Linked DNA regions of Homo sapiens: region 2 is linked to region 1. Evidence: read pairs that join two places in POLR2A ChIA-PET (ENCODE). Cell type or tissue: PC-9. All regions are shown on one strand. Links, peaks and the distances in the headings refer to the core of each region. The heading gives the core; the rest is flanking DNA. Region 1 overlaps LOC124901626 (a long non-coding RNA gene). Region 2 holds the start of LOC105375267 (a long non-coding RNA gene).

Region 1 (12,300 bases), core at 2,985-10,984:
GGAGTGGGTATTAGGGCTTAGAGGTCTGCACAGAGAACCCTAGAGACCACAGAGGGTCATCTTTGAGTACACAAGAGAGTTCTGATAAACTCATGCAGGTATGGAAAATACTGAAGGCCACAAAAACACGGCCATTAAATCATCTGGCCATTAAACCAGAACCATTAAACCATCACATAAAAGGGTGAGAGAAAACAGTGTCTGGTACTCCTACACACAGCTAAAAGTGGTGCCTGTTCCCACTAACTAGAATGGAAAACTTAATAATTCAAAGGGAATTGGGCAGGATACTCAGACGGATCTAACCTTATGATTGAGGAATAATTGACATTATAATGAGATTTTCAAATATTAAACATCCTACTGTGTTAAGCCATTCTTTGCATTGCTATAGAGAACACCAGAGGCTGAGTACTTTATAAAGAACAGAGGTATACTTGGCTCACATTTTGGCAGGGTATAGAAGCATGACACTACCATCTGCTCGGGTTCAAGGGAGACCTCATGGAGTTTTACTCATGGCAAGAGGCAAAGCAGGAGCAGGCACATTACAAGGCAAGAGCAGGAAAAGAGAGAGAGAGAGGTAGGGGAAGTACCAGACACTTTTAAACAACCAGATCTCACAAGAACTCACTATCACAAGTACAGCACTAAGCCATGAAGGAGCTGCCCCCATGACCCAAACACCTCCTCCAGGCCTCACCTCCAACACTAGGGATTACATTTCCACATGAGATTTGGGCAGGGCAAATATCCAAACTTGATCACCTGCCTAACGAACATTAAAGATAAGTCCCAAAAGCTTCAAAGTGTTTCCAAGTAACCTAAGGAATTCCAGAACAAAGCTCAATAATATTTAAGAAAATACAAAAACGTTCAGCACCAGAAAGGTAAAATTCTCAATGCCCGACATTCAATCAAGTGTTTCCAGGAAGGAGAGAGGAAATATACATGAGTATTTAAGCCATTTTGAGAAGAAAAACTAATCAATTTAAGCCAGTTCAGAACTATCACAGATGTTAGAGTGATCAGACAAGGACATCAAAACAGTTGTAACTGCAGTCTCTGGGCAAACTAGAAAAACCATTAAACAAGTAGAAGAATGGAAAATATTTTAAAAATCAAACTGCTAAAGATAAAAATTAACATGTCTATGAAGTAAAATACAATGATGGAATTAATGGCATATGAGATATTGTAGGAAAAAAGATTTGTGAACTTGACAACATAGCAAGAGAAAATACTTAAAATGCAACAAAGAAAAAAATAATTTCAGAAATAAATAAATAGACCATCAACAAGCCGTGGATCAACTTCAAAATGACCTAATATGTGTGTATCTGGAATCTTCAAGAAAGAAGGGACAGAAAAATTATTTGAATTAATAATGGCCAAAATTTCCAAATTTGATGAAAACTGTAAGCTCACTTATTCAAAAAGATCAATGAACCTCAAGCAAAAGAAATATAAATAAATCACATCAAGAATGTTTTAAACGAATTGCTTAGAATGAGAATACAAAACTCCTAAAGGCAAAGAAAAAAATCCCACATTATATACGGAAGAACAAAGATAAAATGAGAGCAGATTTATCATCAGAAAAAAATGCAAGAAGACAGTGAAGTGATATATGTAAAATATTGAAAGAAAAGCACTGTCAATCTAAAATTATTTGGCCAACAAAAATAACTTTTAAAAGCAAATGTAAAATAAAGTCTTTCTCAGATATACAAAAGCTGAAAAAAAAAAATCATCCCTAGCCATCCCAAACTACAAGAAATACTAAAAGAAGATCTGTAGGCATGAAAAATAATAACAGGTGAGAATCTACATGTAGATTCCAAATAATGAAAGGTAAATATATAATATGTTCTTATTTAAATATCATAAATAATTAACTGTTTAAACAAAACTTTAAAAAAGAAACCTGAGCCAGGTGCAGTGGCTCACGCCTGCAATCCTAGCATTTTGGGAGGCTGAGGGGGGCGGATTGCCTGACCTCAGGAGTTCGAGACCAGCCCGGGCAACATGGTGAATCCCCGTCTCTACTAAAATACAAAAAATTAGCTGAGCATGGCAGCATGCACCTGTAGTCCCAGCTGCTCAGGAGGCTGAGGCAGGAGAATTGCTTGAACCCAGAGGTGGAGGTTGCAGTGAGCTGAGATTGCACCACTGCACTCCAGCCTGGTGACAGAGCAAGACTCCATCTCCAGAATAAATAAATAAATAAATAAATAAATAAATAAATAAATAAATAAAATAAACCTGAACAAAATACTAGCAAACCAATTCAAAATCTAGCAACATATTAAAAGGATTATACATCATGACCAAGTGAGTTTTATTACATGAATGCAAGTTTGTTCCAACATACAAAAAGTAATCAATGTATACACTATATTAACAGGATAAAGGGGAAAAAGAAACTCACAATCATCTCAATAGATGCAGAAAGAACATTTGATAATATCCAACAACCTTTCATAATAACAACACTCACAAACTAGGATTAGGAGTGAACTTCTTCAACCTAATGAAGCACATGTGTGAAAAACCCATGAAAACATCATACTTAATGGTGAAACACTGAGAACTTTCCTCTAAGATCAGGACTAAAAGTCTAATCTCTTAGGATGTCTACTCTTGCCACTTCTGTTCAATGCTGTACTAGAGTTTCCAGCATGGGCAATTAGGCAAGACAAAGAAATAAAAGGATTCCACACACACAGATTGAAAAAAATAAAATTATCACTATTTGCAGATGACATAATCTTTTCTATAGAAAACCTTAAAGGATCCACACATAGCCCCTTCATACACACACACAAAATCTATTAGAGAGAGAAAACAAGTTCAGCAAAGTTGCAAGATAAACAAATATATGAAAACCAATTTCTATATACTAGCAATAAATAATCTAAAATTAAAATTAAGAAAAAAATCATTTTAAAATAACACCCAAAATAATAAAATAGTTATGACTAAATGCAACCAAAAAAAGTGTAAGACTTGTACACTGCAAACTGCTAAACATGTTGAAAGAAACCAAAGAAAACCTAATAATATGGAGAGGCATACTAATTTCATGGACAGAAAGACATAATACTATTAAAATTGGAATATCCTCAATTTGATCTACAGATTCAGTATGTAATCCCTATCAAAATTCCAAATGTGATTTTTGCAGAGATGGAGAAATCAATTCTAAAATTCATTTTGAAACACTAGTTATCTTGAATATCCAAAACTGTCTTGAAAAAAATAACAAAGTTGGAGAACTGAGATTTCCCAATTTTGAAACATACTCCAAACCTAAAATAATTAGGACACTGTGGTACTGGCATAAGGATAGACATATAGATTAATCAAATAGATTGAGAGTACAGAATAAACCCAAACATATATGGTAAACTGATTTTTGACAAGGATGGCAAGGAAATTCAATAGGAAAAAAATAGTCTTATCAACAAATGGAGACAACACTGGACGTATCGACATGCAAAAGAATGAATTGAACCCTAAATCACACCAGATGCAAAAATCATCTCAAAATAAATCAAAGACTTAAATATGAGCTAAACTCTTAGAAGGAAACAGGTATAAAACTGTGTGACCTTAGATTAGGCAATAGCTTCTTATATACAACATAAAATGCACACACCAACAAGCAAACGAAAAAGAGAGAGATTTCCTCAAAGCTAAAAACTTTCACTTCAAAGAACACCATTAATAAAGGGAAAAGACAATCCACAGAATGGGGGAAAATAACTGTAAATCATATAGCTGATAAGAGTCTAGTATCTAGAATACATAAAGAATTCTTACAATGTAATATTTGTTTTAAAAAACAAAAACCCAGTTAAATATGGGCCACAGATTTGAATAGCCATTTCTTCAAAGAAGATATACAAATGGCCAAAAACTCATAAAAACATGTGCAGCATCATTCGTGATTAGGGAATTGCAAATCAAAATCATAATGAGATACAATTTCATACCCAGTAAGATGACTATAACAATTATTTTAATGAAAATAAAAAATGTTGGTCAGGCACAGTGGCTCATGCTGCCAGCACTTTGGGAGACTAAGTCAGGCGGATCTCTTGAGGTCAAGTGTTCGAGACCAGCCTGGCCAACATGGCAAAACCTCATCTCTACTAAAAATACAAAAATTAGCTGGGCATGGGCTGAGCTGGGTACAGTAGTCCCAGCTCAGGAGGCTGAGGCAGGAGAATTGCTTGAACCCAGGAGGTGGAGGTGGCAGGGAGCCGAGATCGCACCACTGCGCTCCAGCCTGGTGACAGAGCAAGACTCCATCTCAAAAAAAAAAAAAAAAAAAAAAAAATGTGTTGGCTGAGCATGTGGAGAAATTGGAAACTTCAAACGTTGCTGGTAGGAATATAAAATGGTGCAGTCACAGTCACAGTGGCAAACAGTTGTGGAAAACAGTTTGGCAGTTTCTCCAAAAGATAAACATGGAAATTATTATATTACCCAGCAATTATTGATCTGTTGTATGAAAAGTTGTGATTATTTAACTCAAAAAGTCTTTTCCAGATTGATATTATTACAGGAAAATTAGATCAGTTATTACATGCCGTACTCCCAGCCCATAGTAAGTGGTCAATGTATATTTCCCCTGTGATGAACATGCTTAGAAAAAAGTGAACTCTGATAGGGGTTAGATGAGTTAGGCAGAGGAGTTGCTCAACTCTGCATTGACATCCTGATCAAACTTATAGGGCAGGTGGTCCTAGATGTAGGATTGAGGAAAGGAGAATAAGTAACTGGAAACTGGAGAAGGAGTAACTGAAAAATAATGAGTAACTTTTTTATGGAGTAAAAAAAAAAAGTTTGAAGTTAGATCTAGATCATGTAACTGGATTTTAGTTTATCTATACAGTGGTAGCAATTTTTCTATCTGCCTCATAATATTGGTGAGGGGGAAAGGTGGTAAAATTTTTAATGTATACATAGAAAAGTGGAAGAAGAGCAGCCGTGGGGTTGAGCTTCTCCTCCTCACATGTTACCCCTGCCTGTTGATGCTTTAACTCAGGCTCCTGTCCTACGGAAGTTTGCTACAAATCCGAGGAGAGCTTTCTACATTGTGTACGGTAGAGCAATTTGGAGCCATGGTCCAAACTTCCAGTGCAGAGAATTAGAAATGGATGTCTTTCCAGTCATCTGTGGGCAGCAGTCACACAGAGAAACCAAGAGCACAGAGGCGTGGGAGGCTTGAGTGTGGCCCAAACACCAGGTGAGAAGGGAAGAGGTCTTCAGGTGTTTGGATCTTTTGTTCACAGATTTACTTCATTTCCAGGACTTCCGAGTTGATGATTGCTTCCACAGCTCCTCCTTACCCACCTTAGACATCCTGTTTCTTGTATTCTGTCTCCTAATATTTCCTCTCCACCTTCCCACTCATTTATTGTCCCTCATAGAACAGCATTTAGTAGCATTTCCTATTTGCCTGGTGATGCATCCATGAGTTTGAGAAGGGGCAGTGTGTGCCTGTGTGCAGAGGGGAGAAAGTCAGCGCGGGGGCTGCAGGGGGCAGGTCGGAGGGCTTGCCTGAGAGGACCGCACCAAAAAGAGATGAGGAGTGCAGGGGAAGGCATGTGGAGGCCTATCCTTCATCTTGATGTTCAAGCAAATAATGTAATCTTAGCTCACTAGTAACAAGGGAATCTCCAAGGGTCTTCACACTCTTTGGCTTCTCTCCCTCTCCTCCTTTCCTCACCTCTTTCTTCCCTTCCCACAGTGTTGGTCTTCCCCTACAATTCTCTCCTATTTCCACACTTGGCCCCTCCCCCTTTACCTGAACCTTTTACCTTTTCATCTCCCAGGGTTGGATCATTACCCTGCAGTTTCCCCTGGAATGTCGACACCATAGACCACTCACTGGCCTAACAGCCCCCCCAGGCAATTTTTGTTTGTTTGTTTATTAAAACTGAACATTACTTTTAAAATAAAAAAAATTACTAACAGTGGATTATGTATGTGAAAGCTAACAATGCTAAATAGTGGCTCCCCACTTTAGTAGGGACAGAAGGTCTCCCCATCACCCCTATCAAGACCCCTATTCTCTTCTTATAAAAAGCTCATATCTACATTCTGCATGGCTTGCCTAGTCCTTGTTAGCATGTGAGCTTGTAGCTCCTGGTCCAGATCCTCATCATGCTGGAAAAGTTGGGGACCCAGGGCCCATGCAGCCAGATCTTGGCCCAAGGGGACCCTTACTGACAGCAAAGAACTTAGTCAAGCCCCAAGAGCATGGACTGTAACTCAGGAGGCCTGGTCTCCAAAGCTGCACCCTGTTTGAAATGTGTAAAGGGCAATTCATATGACCTTTCTTAGCTGGGCAATGAGGAGGGGACATCTGAGGTTTTCAAGAAGGGCTCCTCCAACCCCTAGGGTGCCACAATTTCTGCCATAACTTAAATGAAGCATGTAAGGAAAAGAACGAAGGAGAGCAGAGGTCAGCAATGCAGGATGTGGTTAAAAATAAATAAATAAAAGATTTTATTGTAAGAACAATGAGAACCACTGGAATGTGTTAGGCAGAGAGTAATGTGATCCAATTTCCAGCTTTAAAAGCCTAGTGGGTTGTAAAGAAACACAGGTCCAAAAAAAAAAAAAAAAAAAAAAACAGAAAACAAAAAACAAAAACAAACAAAAAAAAGGAGACTAGTCAGGGAGCTGTTGCAGTTGTCCAGGAGAGAGCACTGGACTGTGAGTCAGAAGACTGTATGGGGGTGTCAGGTGGTGGTCTGGACAAGGTGTTCATAGAAAATTTGATGATAAATGGAAAAGACAAAATCAACAGAACATACCAATAGATAAGATGTGGGGAAGAGAAAAGAATAATCCATAAGGACACGTAGATATGTGTTCCGAGCACCAGGGTTGAGAGTGGTGCATTTTACAGAGTTTAGAAGGGAGCACAGATTTGTGAAACCAAGTTGAGTCTGGGGAGCAATGCGTAGCTCAATATTGCTGAAATAGACCATACAAGGGATTGGGAAATGGGGCAGAAAATGAAGGAAGAGATAGGTTATAGAAGGTATGGTACATCTGGATTTTATCTCGAAAGTGTCTTGACACCCCCCATACCTTCTTTTTCTCATAGAAATGTTGGCATGACATTTAGAATGTTCTCTCTGGCAATGGTGGGGAGTTTAGATTATAGGCGAAAAAGCTAAAGGGAAGAAGACAAATGAAGAGGCTGGAGCAAGTCAGAGGATGACTAAATCCTCCCCGCTAGCTACTTCCCTGAAATAAAATTACCCATTCCCTGACATCAGCATTCTTTCTGCCAATTCCCTTCATTTTGAATGCAAATTCCAAAACGTGCTTTCAGCTAGGGATAATTATCTAATTATCTATTATCCGGGGTGTATCGTTTCATTTTCCCCTCTTCCTCCCCCTTTATTCAGTGTGTGGCTTTTGGCGGGCTTGAGAAAGATATGACTCAATTGCCTGTCAGCACAGCTTGGGTGAGGAAAGAACATCATGGAAAAAAAGGAATCGAGCTTGTCTAGGGAGCAGAGAGGTAATTGATTACTAATTACTGAAACATTATGTCTGAAGGAGGCAAGGCACAAGCCTATTTTCCAAGGCTCCAGGTAATTAGCAAACATATTTAAGATACTCGCGATGGCTCCAGGGGAGAAACATCTGAGAAGGAGGTTTCTTCGCCTCCTTATAAGGTCCATTTATGGCTTTTGCGTGATGAGCTTCACACTCCCAAGCATGAAGGAGGGAATTGGGGTTGGGACCAAGGGCTTCCTTCAATATTGCCATCCAAAGGCAGGTATTCCAGAGTCAGCCCCTAGGGTTATCTAATGGCAAGGGTAAGAAAAAAGCAGCAAGGAAAGGAAGTTAAATAACTGAGCTCTTCACTTTCAAAAAAATGTTGAGGGTAATCTTTCAAAAACACAAGTCTAATCATGCCACTCCTCTGCCTGAAAGTCTCCAGTGACTTCCCTTTGTCTGAAGAGTTCTAGATTCTCAATGTTGCTTACATGGCACTCAGCCTCCTGTCCCATTGCTCCTGGAGAAAGACTGGCTGAGGATGATGTGTGGGCCACCTGTCTTGCAGTGCTCCCCGAGGACCATTCTTCCTCTCAAACCTGAATGTGTGCATCAGCCGTTTCTTATGACAAGCACTGTCTCCTCTTTTACTGTCAATTCTTCCTCACCCTCTTTGTAGCTCAAATGTCCCTCTTCCAGCAAGGTTTCCCTATACCCTAATTGTTGTGAAGTTCAGCCCCCCTTTTTTTAATGAACTCTATTTTTTAGAACAGTTTTAGATGCAAAGGAAAAATGCAAAGATGGTACACGGTGTCCTCATATTTTCCATACTCAATTTTTTCTATTATTAACACTTTACATTTGTATGGCATGTTTGTTACAATTAATGAATCCATGGTGATATACGTTTATGAACTAAAGTCTACCATTTATTCAGATTTTCTTAGTTTTCACCAGATGTTATTTTTCTCTTCCAAGATCCCATCCAGGATACCTATTACGTTAGGCACAATGTCTGTTTTTAGGTCCCTTGTGGCTATGACAGCTTCTCAGAGGTTCCTTGTTTTCGATGACCTTGACAGTTTCGAGGGGTCAGGTATTATATTGTATAATTCTCCTCTGTTGGAATTTGTCTGATGTTCTTCTCATGATTAGAATGGGGTAATGAGCTTGTCAGAGGAAGACCACGCAGGTAAAGTGCCATTTGCATCACATCACATCAAGGGTACATACAATCAATAGAATGCATGACTGTTAATGTTGACCTTGGTCACCTGGCTAATGTAGTGGATTTTGTTTGTTTGTTTTAGTAGAGACAGGGTCTCGCTATGTTGCCCAGGCTGGTTTCAAACTCCTGTGCTCAAGCAATCCTCCTGCCTCAGCCTCCTCAGTCACTGGAATTACAGTCATGAGCCACTGTGCCAAGCTCCTAACATAGTGTTTATCATGTTTCTCCACTGCAAAGTTTCTCTTTTTCCCCTCTTTTCATGCTCATTCCTTTTGATTTAAAAAGGAAATCATTATGCACGGGGCACACTTAGGAGTGGAGTGTTATGCACCATCTCATTGAATGTAGAGTAAATACATAAATTACTTGGGACTTTCCTGGATGGACATTTATTTCTTCTCTCTACTCATTTATTTATGCAATTATTTATTTATATCAGTATATCAATACTGATATATATTTATTTTATTCATTAACTTATGGTCCAATACTGCTTCATTTATTTTGTTGCTCAAATTGTTCAAGCATTGGCAACTGGAAAGTTTTTTTTAGTTAACTTCTGTGTCCCATTGACATACCCCATTATGGGACATTTGCTTGCTTGCTTGTTTTTCTTTGAGCACTTCCCCACTTTCCAGTGCTAAAGGATAGATTCCACAGGCTCAATCTGTAAGACAGACTTCCTGTCTTAGTCCTAACACCAGCCACTTCTCCAAGAACCTCTATTTTCTTACATTAGAAAAAGATGTTAGAAACAAAAGGTAGGCATGTTTGTTGCCACTGGGATGCAGTTATATCTAGGCTTCTTGGTTGAAATAGCAAGAAAATAGATGAGTACATACTAGCCCGTGTATAGACACATATCTGTGAATATTTCTATATGTATCGTCTTTGACTATATCCTGAACATGAGTTCATACTGCTATCTCCAATTCTTAATTACCACAAAGATCATTCTAGCCTCCTCCATATGTTTATCTATAAACTCTCACTTTAACAGTAAGAAATCTGGCTCACATCTTCCACTATCCACTCATTTAACTGTTCCTTTCCAGTATACACGGATAGCAGTATCAGAGTGTTAACCCATATTCCTGTGGAAATCAACATTTTCAATAAAGTATAGTTCTTGTTGCATTTCTTTTCCTGTAGTCTAACATACTCTATTCATTTCCAAAGTTAATTAAGTCGGCAGCTTTTTCATTACCTCTTTCTATAAGGTTGATTAATACATTTGTAATGAAGTTACATTGTTTTGTCATATTCTGAATTTCATTCTGGAATCCCTCAATCTCTTAGAATTTTACTATTTTGACTGTAAAGGTCAATGGACTCATAGAATCCACCATCACAGTATCATAAATGATAGTTTTCCATCCTAAAATATCTGTTCTGCTTCACCTACTTAGCCTTCTTTACTCCCTGAACCCCTAGAAAGCACTGATCTTCTCATTGTTGCTACTGTTTTACATTTTCCAGAATGTTACATATTTGTTGTCATATTGTGTAATCTTTCAAACTGGCTTCTTTCATTTAAACACACATCTACTATTTATCCTTATCTTTTTGGTTTGATAGCTTATTTATTTTTACTGCTGAATAATATTCCGTTGTATAGATGTACCACAGTTTATTTATGTATTCACTTATTGAAAGACATCTTGGTTTCTTCCAAGTTTGGGCAATTATGAATATACCTACTATAAACATCTGTGTGCAGATTTTTGTGTAGAAATAAGTCGTTAAATCCACTCAGCAAATATCAAGGGTTGTAATTGCTGCATTATATGGTAAGAATATAGTTAGCTTTGTAAGAAATAATCAAACTGTCTTCCAAACTGACTGTATCATTTTGGATTCTCAACAGCAATGAATGAGAGTTGTATTATTCCACATTCTCACCAGCAATCAGTATGTCATTTGTTTTGTTGTTGTTTAATTTTAACCCTTCTAATATATGTGTGATGGTATCTCATTTATTGTTTTAAATTTCAATTTCCTAGTAACAATTGATGTTGAACATTTTTTCATGTGCTCATTTGCAATCCTTGTATCTTCTTCAGTGAGATGTCTGTTCAGATCTTTGGTTCACTTTTTAATTAGCTTGTTTGTTTTCTTATTGCTAAATTTTAAGAGTCCTTTCTATATTTTGGAGACAGGCCCTTAAAGCCAACTGGGCCTGTTTTTTTTTCTTTTGAAGTTTATTAATTATTGATTAAATTTATTTTGTGTGTATAAACCAATTCAGATTATTTTATTTCTTCTTTTGTGAGTTTTGGTAGTATGTATCTTTCAAAGAATTGGACTATTTAATTTGTCAAATTTGTGGGCACAGTTTTTCAAAGCACTCCTTTATTTTATTTATTTATTTTTTTCATAAGATCAGTAATGATGATCCTTACTTTATTTCTGATGTTGGTGATTTTGTATTCTCTCTTAGGTTAAGTTAGTCTAGCTAGAGATCTATTAATATTATTGATCTTTGCAAAGAATAAACTTATGATTTTGTTGATCATCTCTATTATTTCCTTATTTTCATTTCATGAATTTCTGTTCTCATTTTTATTATTTATTTTGTTCTCCTTAATTTAGATTTAATTTGCTATTCTTTTCCTAGTTTCCTAAGATGGAAGCCTATATTACTGATTTTAGATGTTTCTTCTTCTATAGCATAATGCTATAAGTTTCCCTCTAAGCAATACTTTGCTGCATCCAACACACTAAAACAAATTGTACTTTTATTTTTGTCACAATATTTTAATGTATTAGTGATTTTGTCTATGTCTCTGCTGTTTTTTTGGGTTCTGCCTCACGTTTTAACATGAGCTTTCTAGTGCGTACGAATTTAGGATTGCTATGTCTTTTTTGAGGAATTTACCCCTTTATCATTACATAAGCCATTTTATATCCCCGATAATTTTTCTTTTTCTTAGGTCCTTTTTGTCCAAAATTAAAATATCTATTCCAGTTTTCTTTTTGCTAGAATTAGCATAGTATATCTTTTGCCATCTCTTTTCTTTTAACCTGAGAAATATTTAAAATGGATTTCTTGAAGACAGCGCACAGTTCGATTTTGTGGTGTTTTTTTTTTTTAATTCACTCTGAAAATCTCTGTGTTTTACTTGGTGTATTTAGATCATTCACATTTAAGGTGATTATTGAAATTGTGATAATATCCTAAGTGCTGAGATTGCAGACATGAGCCATCAAGCCTGGCCCTGCCTTCTCTGATTTTCATTGAGAATTTTATATGATTCCATTTTCTCTCGTATCTTAACATATCAGTTAGATTTTTTAAAAAGGTTTTTGTTGTTGTTGTCATAGAGTTTGCAATATACATTTAAAACTAATATAAGTTTGTTAACTAACTTTAAAAACAATATACTGATTCATGTGCAGTGAAGATAGAATTCCAGAATTTTGTTTTTGTTTCTGTTTTCTTGTTTGACTTTAAATATTTCACTCTACTTTGTCTGGCCTGCATGGTCTGATGAGATGCCCACTATAATTCTTATCCTTTTTCCTCTCTTGCTAAGGTT
Region 2 (12,300 bases), core at 1,572-9,571, 63 kb after region 1:
TTAAAATAGCATCAAGATTAAAAAATACTTAAAAATGAATTTTTAAGCAGCTAAAATACTATTACACTGAAGACTATGAAACATTGATGAAAGAAAAAATAAGTAAAACCTAAGTAAATGGAAAGTTATCCATGTTCATAGGTTGAAAGATGGCAATATTCCCCAAGTTTATTTACTATCAAAATTCCAACAATTTATTGATGAAGAAATTGACTAACTCTTCCTAAAATTCACATGGAATTTCAAGGGACCTGAAATAACCAAATGATCTAGAAAAAACAATTTTGAGGACTCAAACCCATAGGTATAAATCTTTGTGACTTTGGGTTAGGAAATGGTTTCTTAAATAAGACAGCAAACATGCAAGCAAGTAAAGAAAAAAAAAGATAAATTGAACTTCATCAAAACTAAAAATTTATACATCAAAAGACACAATTAGGCAAGTGAAAAGGCAACTCACAGAATGGAAAAAAATGTTGGCAAATAAGTATCTTATAAGAGTCTAGTACCCAGAATATAAAAAGAACTGTTACAACTTAACAACAAAAAGACAAACACCTCAATTTTAAAGTGGCAAAGGACTTGAATATAAATGTTTCCAAAGAAGATGTACAAATAGCTGATTAAACTCCTGAAAGGATGCTAATCTTCACTAGCCATTAGTAAGATTCAAATTAAAATCACAACCAGATATTGCCTAACAGCCACAAGAGTGGCTGCAAAAAATATAAAATAATAAATGTTGGCAAGAATGTGATGAAATTGGAACACTCATATGTTTCTGGCGGGAAAGTAAAATGGTACAGTTTCTGTGGACAACAGTTTGGTAGTTCCTCAAAAAGTTAAATACAGAATTATCATATGACAAAGCAGATTCACTTCTAAGAGAATTGAAAACAAATGTTGAAACAAAAACCTGTACATGAACATTTATAGCAACATCATTCCTAGTAGTCAAAAAGTAGAAGGAATCTCCATGTCTGTTAACTGATGAAAGAATAAATAAGATGTAGTGTAGCCATACAATGGCTACATCATAAATGAATGAAGTACTGATACATGCTAAATGAACCATGAAAATGTTTTGCTAAGTAAAAGAACCCAGACACAAAATGGCACATATTATATGATTTCATTTATACGAGATGTTCAGAATAGACAAATCCATAAAAATAGAAAACATATTGGTGGTTTCCATGTACTGGGAGAGAGGGAAATAGGGAGGAATTGCTCAATGGGTATAGGGTTTCTTTTTGGGGTGATGAAAATATTCTAAAATTAGGTAATGGTGGTGATTATACAACATTGTGCATGTGCCAAAAGCACTAAACTGTACATTTCAAAATGGTTAGAATGGTGAAATTCTGTGAATTTTACCTGCATTTAAAAATTAATACATTGGTTGAAATGCATTGACTGGAAGAGCCAATTAACATATAGAGAAGATTTACAAATAAGATGCCTTGACTTAGTGAATATGAAAGTTTATTTATATGCTATATTAAATTTGTTAATTATATAAATGATATTAATTAGACAATATGAAGATGGTATAGAAATAGACAAATGTATCAATGACACACAAATAGACCCATGAAATAATGGGTTCTTGGTGCCCAATAGCAAAGGCATTACAAATCACACAAAGAGGAATTCCTTTATTAAACAGTGCTTGGGACAATCGGCTTTCCATAATGGAAACAATAAATTTGCAGCAATAACACCATACCTCAAAATTAGTTCCAGGTGTGTTACAGAAGACTAAATATCAAGAGAAAACACTTTTAAAGTCTTTGAAGAATATCTTCATAAAGTAAGAGCCAGAATTCTTAAATGAGACCCCAGAAGCAATAATAAGGGAAAAAGTCTCATTAAAAGAGCACAACACGTTATACCATAAATAGTTTAAAACTAAGCTTCAGACTTGTAGACTGAAGCTTAAGCTCTTAAGGGTTTAAAGCTCTAAAAATTTACCCAAGACAGAACAAAAATGAGCAACGTGGAGATTTCAGTCTCGCTAATTTAGCAGAGAAATGCTAATTAAATTATAGGAACTTTAATTTCTTAACTGTGAGATTGAAAATATTAACAAGTGTGACTATTAAGTCAGAATTCTTTCAACTTAATAGAAAATTAAAAGAAAATCGACTTAACAGCTGGAAAGGAAATGTCTTATAGAATTGGAAGTTTCAAGATAGTCCAAGCTTCAACTTCTTGATCTATTGGTTGTGGCTCCATTTTTCTCTGGTTTCCTCATTTGTATGTTGCTTTCATCTTAAGGCTGTCTCTCATACATTAGCTTGAACTACACACTGTATTTTCTTTAAGTCATTCTTCCTACTAACTTATTCATCTCACAACATCACGAGATCATTTCTATTACTGTACTTATTTCGCAGATGAGGGGCCTGATGTACCAAGAGGTTAACCATGCCTAAGGTTACTCAGCACGCAAGAGGCAGTTAGTTGTATTGCAGAACCCACACCCTTAAATGCCGTGGTGCATTGCATTTATAATTGATTAAAACTTAATAGAGCATTTTTCACATGACAAACACTGCCAGGAATCTGGGAGTCAATGCTTACCTAACCACAAGCCCTGCCCTTGTGCAACTTAACAAAATGGGGAGGAGGCCAAAAAGTGAAATCGTAATTAAAATACACTGTGATATGTGCTAAAGTCATAAAACAACAGAAAATATAACAGCTTCCTGGTAGAGAAACTAACTCACTCTTCGGTGACTGGCAATGCTTCCTGAATGAAAGAAACATCTACTTGACCTCCTCACAGTCTCCCTTTCTATAGTGCAAGCTCGACTAGACAGTTTTGACAATAGTGATATTAAGGCTCTGCTTGGTGCCATGCAATCTGCATTTGGGGTGCCAGCTAGCCACAGGACTCATCTGGAAAAAAACAACGGCCCAACCCTGAGAACTTTGGGATTCACGGGAAATTACAGTTCCCCTGATGATGCAGGACCGGTAAGACCCCAAAGTTCTTGACTTCCCCCAGGAAACAATTCAAGGGCTAGTGAGTGGTGTTAAACAGAAACTTTTATTGAAGCGGCAGTGTACAGGAGCAGCAGCGGTACTGCTCTTTACAAAGCAGGGCTACCCGCTAGGCAGGGTGCCCAGAATAGCAGCTCACAGAGAGTACAGCAGTCATATTTATACCCACTTTTAATTACATGCAAATTAAGGGATGATTTATGTAGAAATTTCTAGGGAAAGGGTGGTAACTTCTGGGTGTTGCTGTGGTAATGGTAAAGTGACATGGCACACTCGTGCGCATGTCTTATGGAAAGGTGCTTCTGCCCCAGCCTTGTTTTATCTAGTCCTCAATTTGGTCTCGTGTCCAGGGCCCATCTGGAGTTAACTCCCACGCCCTACCTCGCTATCACAAGAAGGAAAAAAGCTTACTTCCAGGGAAGCTGAGCTTTATTGCAGCCCTCCAAGTAAGACACCCAATCCTGCTCAAACAGCTCCTCCTTCTAGCTGTCTAATTATCGAATCAACTAAATTTAGTCTAATTGAACACTTCTAGGCAATTCTGCTTAATGTTTCACAGTGAATTGTATTTTGTGAGGTTTCACTTCAAACTTTACTTATTCTTGTGTCAAATTTTAATCTACAAAATTAGGAATATAGACTTTAATATGGTAACTCTACTACATCTCTCCAATAGCACTCACAAGAAATTGCTCTTCTGAATAATTCAAGAGGCTCTACTCTGGGGAATGCCCCATGCACTGCCCACTTTGTGGTTTTCCTGCTGTGTATTATTTGCTCAGTGTTTTCCAGGGTCTACTGAAGGAATTTAGTGGCCGCAAATATTCAGACAAGCAATACATATTTATCAGCAAACTAAGAAATAAAAATTCTCAGCAAGAGGAAAAGAGGAAATATTAATAATAACTTCCAGAAAAATACCAGAAACCATCAACCAGAAACAGTGCAATTTTTATATGGATGGAATATAAAATTCCTCAAGGGAAGGGATGGGTGTTATTCATCTTTGGGATGTCAGAAGTTGACCAGGTGCCTGCAGTAAAATAGATTTCTAATAAATTTTGGAGGCATAAATTAAATTAATTGGATAATTTTTTATTTATGCTATGAATTCAGAATTGGAAACATTTGCATAATATTTTAGATAGCATGTCCTAGGAATCACTGTCTACATTAATCCTGTTAACAAATAGCCTGAACAAGATTGCTGAAATATTACACTGGGGCAAGAGAAGGATGTAGTAAAGAGGACACAGATTTAAAACTGGGTAACTGTGTGATATCCTGGGTCCACTCCTTCTTGTTATGTTCAAACCCAGGAGAGGCACGACTGGCAGAGCCATCCAAACCAGGTTCTCCATGTGGACAGTCTGAGTATGGTTATACCTTGTGACCCAAGCCAAAACCAATGCTTAGCCAAAAAAGTGGAGCCAGGGAAATTCTAGGTAAGTTTGAAGGAAAGAAAAAATATTTTGGAGGAACTGTCCAATGATGGGAGCAAATGAACATCATTTTAGTATTAAGTTGAACTGAAAAAGACTACAGCCTTTTTATCAGTATTATTCTGTATCTATTTTGGAATCACAGAGAGTTGTTTGAACACACTTGACTTCAGACAAGTTGTCCCATTTCCTCAGTTTCTACCATGTGCAAAATGGGCTGATTACAGCCATTCTTCTGTAGGTGGTTGGGAAGATTAAATGCAATGAGATGCATATGTAAAAAATGCTTGGCTGACCATAAGTTATTGTAAAATATAATTCATTAGTTAAGGCCTGTAGCATTTCAGACCACTTTCTGCTACTATCAGTGGATATGACTTACTCCTTTGTTAGAGAGATTTTTAGTGTGAGTTTTCTTTCATTCCCAAATCCCATTTTCTGTAACTATGAGATATTTTTGTTTTTACCACTATTTTCAATTATAATGTGGATACCTGTTGTCATCTTTTTATAATGAAATTTTACTGGTCTACTTATGCAGTAAAGTCTATTTGATATTTTCCATTCACAGATCTTGTTCTAAGTTTGGGACATTTTTACACACTGAGGTTTACACTATGCTTTCATAGGGTGTTTGAAGTCATATTAATATTACCTGCAGTCATTTATGATTACTTTTAAAAAGGAAGGCGATTTGGCAGTTAACAAGGGACATTGGTGAAGAAAACTTTCTACACTGCTCAAAGAGGCTGAGTCAGTATCTGTGGCCCTTTTTCACCATAGATGTTTCGGTTTGTTTGAAAAAGTAGTTTGTATTAGCACAGTCCTCAGAAAAAAACTACAGTTTGTGGCAGACACTGCTATTGACTACAATGCTCCCTTCTTTACCAATAGGACCAGGATTTCACTCATCAACTGGCCTAGATTAAGGAGAAAGAAATCTACATTTCTGAACCTGGTAACGTCTGAGCATACTCATGGAAGAAAGAGCTGGCCTATGAGCGTGAGTCATTCAACAAATATTTCTGAGTTTTTACAGTGTGCTAGATACTCTTTACATGCTGAATGAGACAGCAAAACTAAGACTGCTCAGGATAATTGAGAAATTATCGCTTTCTTCCTGTAGGCATCCCCTGCTTTTCACTAACACTTTTTTCTTCTTGTTGGAAGGGTGGATATTATGGCTGGAGCTGCAGCAGCCATCATGCCAACATGAGGGAAAAGCTGATGGAATTGTGGAGACTTTGGCCTTGTGATTCAGCCCTGGATGAGTTGTCTCCACATTACTTATCATATAAGAGAAAAACCAATCTATATCTTTTGTTGAAAGCCATGATTATGTAGGTTTTATATATATATATATATATATATATATATATACAATTTTTTATTTTTAGAGGCTTTCCAGCAAAAAAAAAAAAAAAAACAGAAAGACCACTAAGCAAATTCTAAAAGAGCTGTAACACTAATGTAGGTATTATTTTTAATAAGCAGAACAAAAAATTCTGAAACTGATTTCTGTTTCTTTCACATACTTTTAGGAGCCTTTTATTTACATTGAATAAACATTGTGCCCTCCCTGCCTTATAATAATAACTGAGATGCAGGAAATTTGAAAAAGCCCATGTCTTTGAAAAGCAGGATAAAATATACATTAAGGAATAACAAAACAGAGATTTAGAAAAGAATTCCAGAGTATTTTATAATATACTTGTTGTATAAGTGAGTGCATTGAGACTCATAGGGATTGGATAACTTCAAATCAAACTGCCTCTTGGCAGCAGAACATAATGTAATTCAGTTTTGGTGACACCTACTTCAGTGCTATTTTCAAAAATCCACACAAACAACCTGAATTACAAAGAAAACGGCAAAAAGGAATTCAACTTATAAGTCTATGCCCTTTAGAATAAGTTTCGAGCATGCTATTTCTAAATAGTTATTTTGCTATTATTATGTGTTTCATTGTGCAAACAATTTGGAAAACACTGTAATAGATTTAACAGGTTTGCTTCCTTAAGACTCTTCAGAGCCCCCAATTTATGAAAGTACACAATAAATCTTGAAAAGAGAAATAGTGTACAGAATTTCTCAACTTATTTAGATTGTGGAACCTGTTTTACTTGGAGCATTTTAAGGAACTGGTGTTCTGAAGAATATACTCTAAAAAACATAAGAAGTTATTAATTAACTCAAACTGTTTGTGAAATAATTTAATATTTATATATGGCAAATAATACTAGAAGGTATCATTCCATGAATACTCTAAAAATTATAACAAAGTTCTTTATGATATTCAAGAAAACTTAAGTACTAAAAAAATTTTTTTAATCTAAATATTCTGGCCTGGTGCAATAGCTCACACCTGTAATCCCAGCAATTTGGGAGGCCGAGGTGGGTGGATCACTTGAGGCCAGACGTTCTAGACTGGCCTGGCTAACATGGTGAAATCCTGACTTTACCAAAAACACTTATATTTGTACCTAAATATATATATATATTTGTACTTAAATATATATATATTTTAAGTACAAAACCTACTTGAACAAAAAGGTTATGAAAATTTGAAATTTTCAAAAGAGAAAATGTGACTATTTCATTTTATACATGCTATATTACTATTTACTATTTCATAACATGGCCAAATACTTAGAAATGTTTAACTCACAATGTAATATAAAATACATCAATTTATATTACATTATATTAATGTTAAAATTTGAAAAGCCAGATAGATTTTAAAAACTCAAATTTTTACTAATTAATAATTTTGTTTCAGGACAAGGCAAAAAAAGCACAGAAGCATATTTTTACTGTGATGATTTTTATTTAACGCTCTACAACATTTTGTTATTTACTATGCAGTAGCCAATATATGATGATGTTAGTTCTCTATTTCTCAATGTGACATTAGAAGAATGTGTCTTATTTTAAGAACACTTAGCATGGTGGCAAAGTATTTTATGACTTCGCCACCATCATGTTGAATTTAGGTTTATTAAATGTCAGAAAAGCACAAGCCTTTTAAAAAAAAAAAAAGTGTGTTGAGTGTTTAGGTTTAAGGACTTCTTGTCCTGGGGCCCATAGACTCACTAACATGTCTCCATAAGATTCAAGAGTCTCCTGAAAGTGTATTTAAGGTTTTCTGGGATATGACATGGTTCTGGGAAGCTTTCATCATTGCCTAAAAAGGTAGAGACCAAGCAAGGGTTAGAAACCATTTACATGATTTACACAAGCAAAGATATAAATTCTGGCCTGGCACGTTGGCTCACGCCTGTAATTCCAGCACTTGGGAGGCCTAGATGGGTGGATCGCTTGAGGCCAGGAGTTCAAAACCAGCCTGGGCAACACGGTGCAACCCATCTCTACTAAAAATACAAAAATTACGCAGGCTTGGTGGTGTGCACCTGTAGTCCCAGCTACTCGGGAGGCTGAGGCACAAGAATCACTGGAACCCAGGAGGCGGAGGTTGCAGTGAGCCGAGATTGCACCGCTGTGCTCCAGCCTGGGCAACAGAGCAAGATTCTGTCTAAAAACAAAAAAAGTAAATTCAAAATACATAAGTGAACTTTCCTTTTGGTAGAAATGCCCTGCTCCCAAGAGAACATACCACATAACAATAAGAAAAAATATAGATATGTATATGTGTAGATGTGTATACAAACACAAGTTGCATAACAGAAATAACTTCCTTGATATGGCCTAGCACTGATATTGAGGCCAACACACTAATACACTAATACAAATTTTTGTTTCTGCAGTCTTCACCAAAACGTTTTCTTTTAGACATTGGTGTCTAACATCTTTTAGATATTGTAAGCTTTTCCCAAGATTTTGTACAAAAGAAAGAGACATTTAAACGTTAATTTGCAAAGTGAATGCTCAGCTGGCAATAAGACTTGGTCTTCAAGATAGTGACCTCTTGCGCATTAAAGAAAGAGTTATATCATGTCTAATATTCGTTAAAATCAAAAGTCATATTTTTTCAGTGTTCTGCAACAACCAAATTCAACAGGGTGTCTTTCACTTGTTACTGAAACTAAAAATTCAAATAACTAATGAACTCCTTTCTTTCAATAAAATTCTAATTCTTTATAGTAGAGATTCTAATGCCAAATAGTAAAGATTGTCTACAAACTCATAGGAAGTTTTTTAATTGGAGTTTGCTCAACAGCTGGTGGGGTTCTCCACTTATTGTCTTTATGCTAAAACTCAGATATTGGATCTACAAGATGAACTTAATCCAAGCATGGTAATTATTTGAGGCAGCTTGGCTGTTGTCCCAAGTCATGGTCCTACGTGACAATATGTATATGGCCACTGGCCATCAAAAACAGGCCAGGTAGGAGAAAAATCGGGCACAGGTCATGTCTCCTCTAGAACAAAGAGATTCCAAAATACCCTGATGAAGCCTTCACAGTGTTCCCAGTCTGTTCAATTTTGATTTTCACTTAGTAAATCACATACAGATTAACTCTCAGATTAAACTTGACTAATTTCAGTCTCCACTGATATTACAATGTCAGGAGCAGATTCAGAAAATATTGTCTGTGCAAATTTCTATTTGGGAGATTTTCTAAGGAGCTCAATTGAGAAAGCAAATTAAGTTGTAAGTAAAACATGTTAGAATAGGTCTGTACGTAAAATATGTATTTTTAATTACCAACTGCATGATTCTTTTTTTTTTTGCCCCATCTTTCAACTTTGTTTATTTTTATTTATTTATTTATTTATTTATTTTACTTTAAGTTCCAGGATACAGGTGCAGAACGTGCAGGTTTGTTACATAGGTATACATGTTCCATGGTGGTTTGCTGCACCCATCAACCCATCATCTAGGTTTTAAGCCCCGCATGCATTAGGTGGTATTTGTCCTAATGCTCTCTCCCTCCCCTTGCCCCCCGCCCCCCGACAGGCCCTGGTGTGTGATGTTCCCCTCCCTGTGTCCATGTGTTCTCATTGTTCAACTCCCACTTATGAGTGAGAACATGCGGTGTTTGGTTTTCTATTCCTTTGTTAGGTTGCTGAGGATGATGGTTTCCAGCTTCATCCATGTCCCTGCAAAGGACATGATTTCATTCATTTTTATGGCTGCAACTGCATGATTCTTTAACCCAGTGGATCTTCTTACACCTAAACAACTCTAGAGAATACTAAGATAACTTTCCAGAATAATGAAAAGGCTCCATCCCCGCCTTGCCTAATCCTGGCCACCTGGGGCTATTGAGCACTGGAATGGGGTTAGAGTAACTGAGAAACTGGACTTTAGTTTGATTTACTTTAAATTAACTCAATTTAAATAGGCACATGTGGTCAGTGATTACTGTATTGAACATCTTGGCTCTAAAGAATCAGTTGTAAAAGTACAACATTGTATTTAGTCCAGTCATTTACTTATTAAGATCACCCTGATTTATTAAGTGCAATAACATGGAAATGGGGTTAGGGGCTGAGGTCTTTTTCCCTTCTCTGCATCCTCTAGTGGTGTCTGGAAATAGATTGACCTGAGCTCCATTCTCTGGTTTCCTGCATAGTGTAGAGCCTGGGTTAAATCTACTTTTCAACAGACAGCAGGTTTTAACATGAAAACCATTTCACAGATACTTTATTCTGTGGAAAACAGTTAAATTGTCATTTGGAAGTCATCCTCAAAAAGCAGCAAGCTAATATAAAGACACCTGGTAGAATAAACAAGACAAACATCTCAGCTAGCCCAGCACACCGAGAAAGGGGTGGGAGGTGTGTGCCCAGTGTCAGGGACGAGCTCACGGTCTCCAGTGCTTGGCTGACCAGCTCAAGACCACCAGTCACAGCCTGGTGGGAAATGAGGGGCCTATGATCCCAGTCTGATCCAGGCAGTTCACACCAAATGTGTGGAAATACTGAATGCAAATTTGGAATATCAATGGCAAATAAACTTTGATGTGGCCAGAAGCTATCAAGTATAGTACTCAAGTTATTTTAGTTCAGAAATTCTAACATGTGAAATGAAGAGAAAATTTATGTTCATCGTAGGTACCATGACAGGGTGTCAAACTACCAAGACCAAACTTTGCAGCCATTATATGTGGATCTTCATCAGCTGGACTCAATGGCAAATGATACACATCCAAAAACTGTTTCTGTCTTCCTCCTACTTTTAAAATCCTTTATTTTCTCTTCCATTAACAGACTCATGTTTTCCTTAACTCTGAGATAACAAGATAAGTTTTCAAAGCTCAGTTTATTCTAAAGTACCCATGAAGAAAAGGATGCTGTTGTTTCTTTTTTTCTTTTCTTTCTTTTTTCTTTATTTTCCTTTTCTTTCCTTTTCTTTCTTCCTTTCTTCCTTTTTCTCTTTTTCTTTCTCTCTTTTCTTCCTTCCTTCCTTTCTTTTTTATATATTTCTTTATTTCTTTCTTTTCTTCACAAGGAATTACAGCTGAGGAGATTTGAGCTATATTGACTTAGATAAAAACAGCTAACAGTTATTTTAAGAGTTACCTCAATCCTTTTACTCCTTCAACAATTTTAAGATTTTTGTTCATCTCTGAGTTTTATTCTGAAAATAACACTTATTTTTAAAATATTTTATATTTTTATTTAAATTATATCTTTTATTTAAATTTTATACATGTATGTGAAAATAACTGCAACTGCACATGAATAGATAAACACTCAGAAATCCATCGGCACACCCTTAATGAGTAGCTCATATGCTTCAGTTTAAGATATTCAGTTGCAGAGACAAGAATGAAAGAATCACATTACTATTATTGCTTTTAATTCTATATATATGGAAAATCACGGTACTTTTCCATCGGAAACATATTTTGCTTTAAATCGTCAAGGTTATTCAAGGCAAATTTTAAAATATATGCGTATATATATTAGCCTTAGTCTAAAGACCTAAAAAATATGAAACAGTTTTATAATAAAAAGTGAGTATTTTCAACATTTAAAACACTTGACATATCACTTCAGTCTTTTTAGTGGCATGTTTGCTGCATAAATAAACATTCATTTAATTATATTCAGGCCCTGTAATTATACTCAAAATTATTAAATAGATCATTAGATAGTTTTAGGATTTGACTTTGAAAGCAGCATCCAAAACTTGGAGATCAGAAAATGGTAGCTGGCCATAACTTTGCTATTTCCTGTTTGATTGGAACTCAGACACTGTAAAGCTAGTCAATTTGTAGATTTCTGCCTAGAACAGAATATAATTTCTTTTTTTGAGTCAGGGTCTCACTCTGTTGCCAAGGCTGGAGTGTAGTGGCACAATCTTGGTTCACTGTAGCCTTGACCTCCTGGGCTCAAGTGGTCCTGCTACCTCAGCCTCCCAAGCAGCTGGGTCTACAGGCATGCACCACCACACCGAGCTAATTCTTATATTTTTGTAGAGACGGGGTTTCACAATGCTGCCCAGGCTGGTCTCGAACTCCTGGTCTCAAAGAATGTAATTTAACATTAAAGGTTTTTCTATCTTGTGGGAAATCAATAAGTTTGTATCTAACCTATCAATCTTACTCTAATTTTTTCCAAAGTGATAAATATTCAGTTCTTGAAAATGCTCATTAAATCTTTTTTTTTCAATTAGTGACTCTCTTATTTATTATTTGAATGGAATCTTGACACCTTTCACTCTTCTCACTCTAAAACTTTTTTAACTTTTGAAAACTATACTTTTATACTTTGATGCAATGTTTGATCATACTGTAACATAGAAATCATATGTTGACCAAATGGAAATAAGGGACTGAACTGTTATCAAACTAAAGACAGTGTTCTTGAATATAGACCATTATGTGATCTCTCCCTTCCCCCAGATACTTAGTAGGTACCATGATTTTCTGTATTGTTC

Evidence for each region. Peaks named below come from ENCODE experiments on the same cell type or tissue, not always from the same donor. Only the 100,000 strongest peaks of a DNase experiment are listed, where the experiment ranks them.
Region 2: POLR2A ChIA-PET joins it to region 1 with 18 read pairs; 2 of 35 experiments call an interaction of 5 or more read pairs at or near these places.

Annotation. Positions count from the first base shown.
Region 1 is chr7:46,902,485-46,914,784 of GRCh38, forward strand. All of the region lies in intron 1 of LOC124901626 (a long non-coding RNA gene), which reads right to left. Among named protein-coding and RNA genes, the nearest start is that of SNORD151, 560 kb to the right of the region's middle. In PC-9, for the core only: no CTCF peak of the experiment used is centred there; a DNase peak (open chromatin) is centred at 6,507.
Region 2 is chr7:46,966,932-46,979,231 of GRCh38, forward strand. It overlaps LOC105375267 (a long non-coding RNA gene), which reads left to right and starts at 2,731. Exons shown (of 3, transcript XR_927248.3): 1 at 2,731-2,982; 2 at 5,346-5,454; 3 at 5,622-6,526. In PC-9, for the core only: no CTCF peak of the experiment used is centred there; DNase peaks (open chromatin) are centred at 2,560 and 5,500; H3K27ac peaks cover 2,465 bases.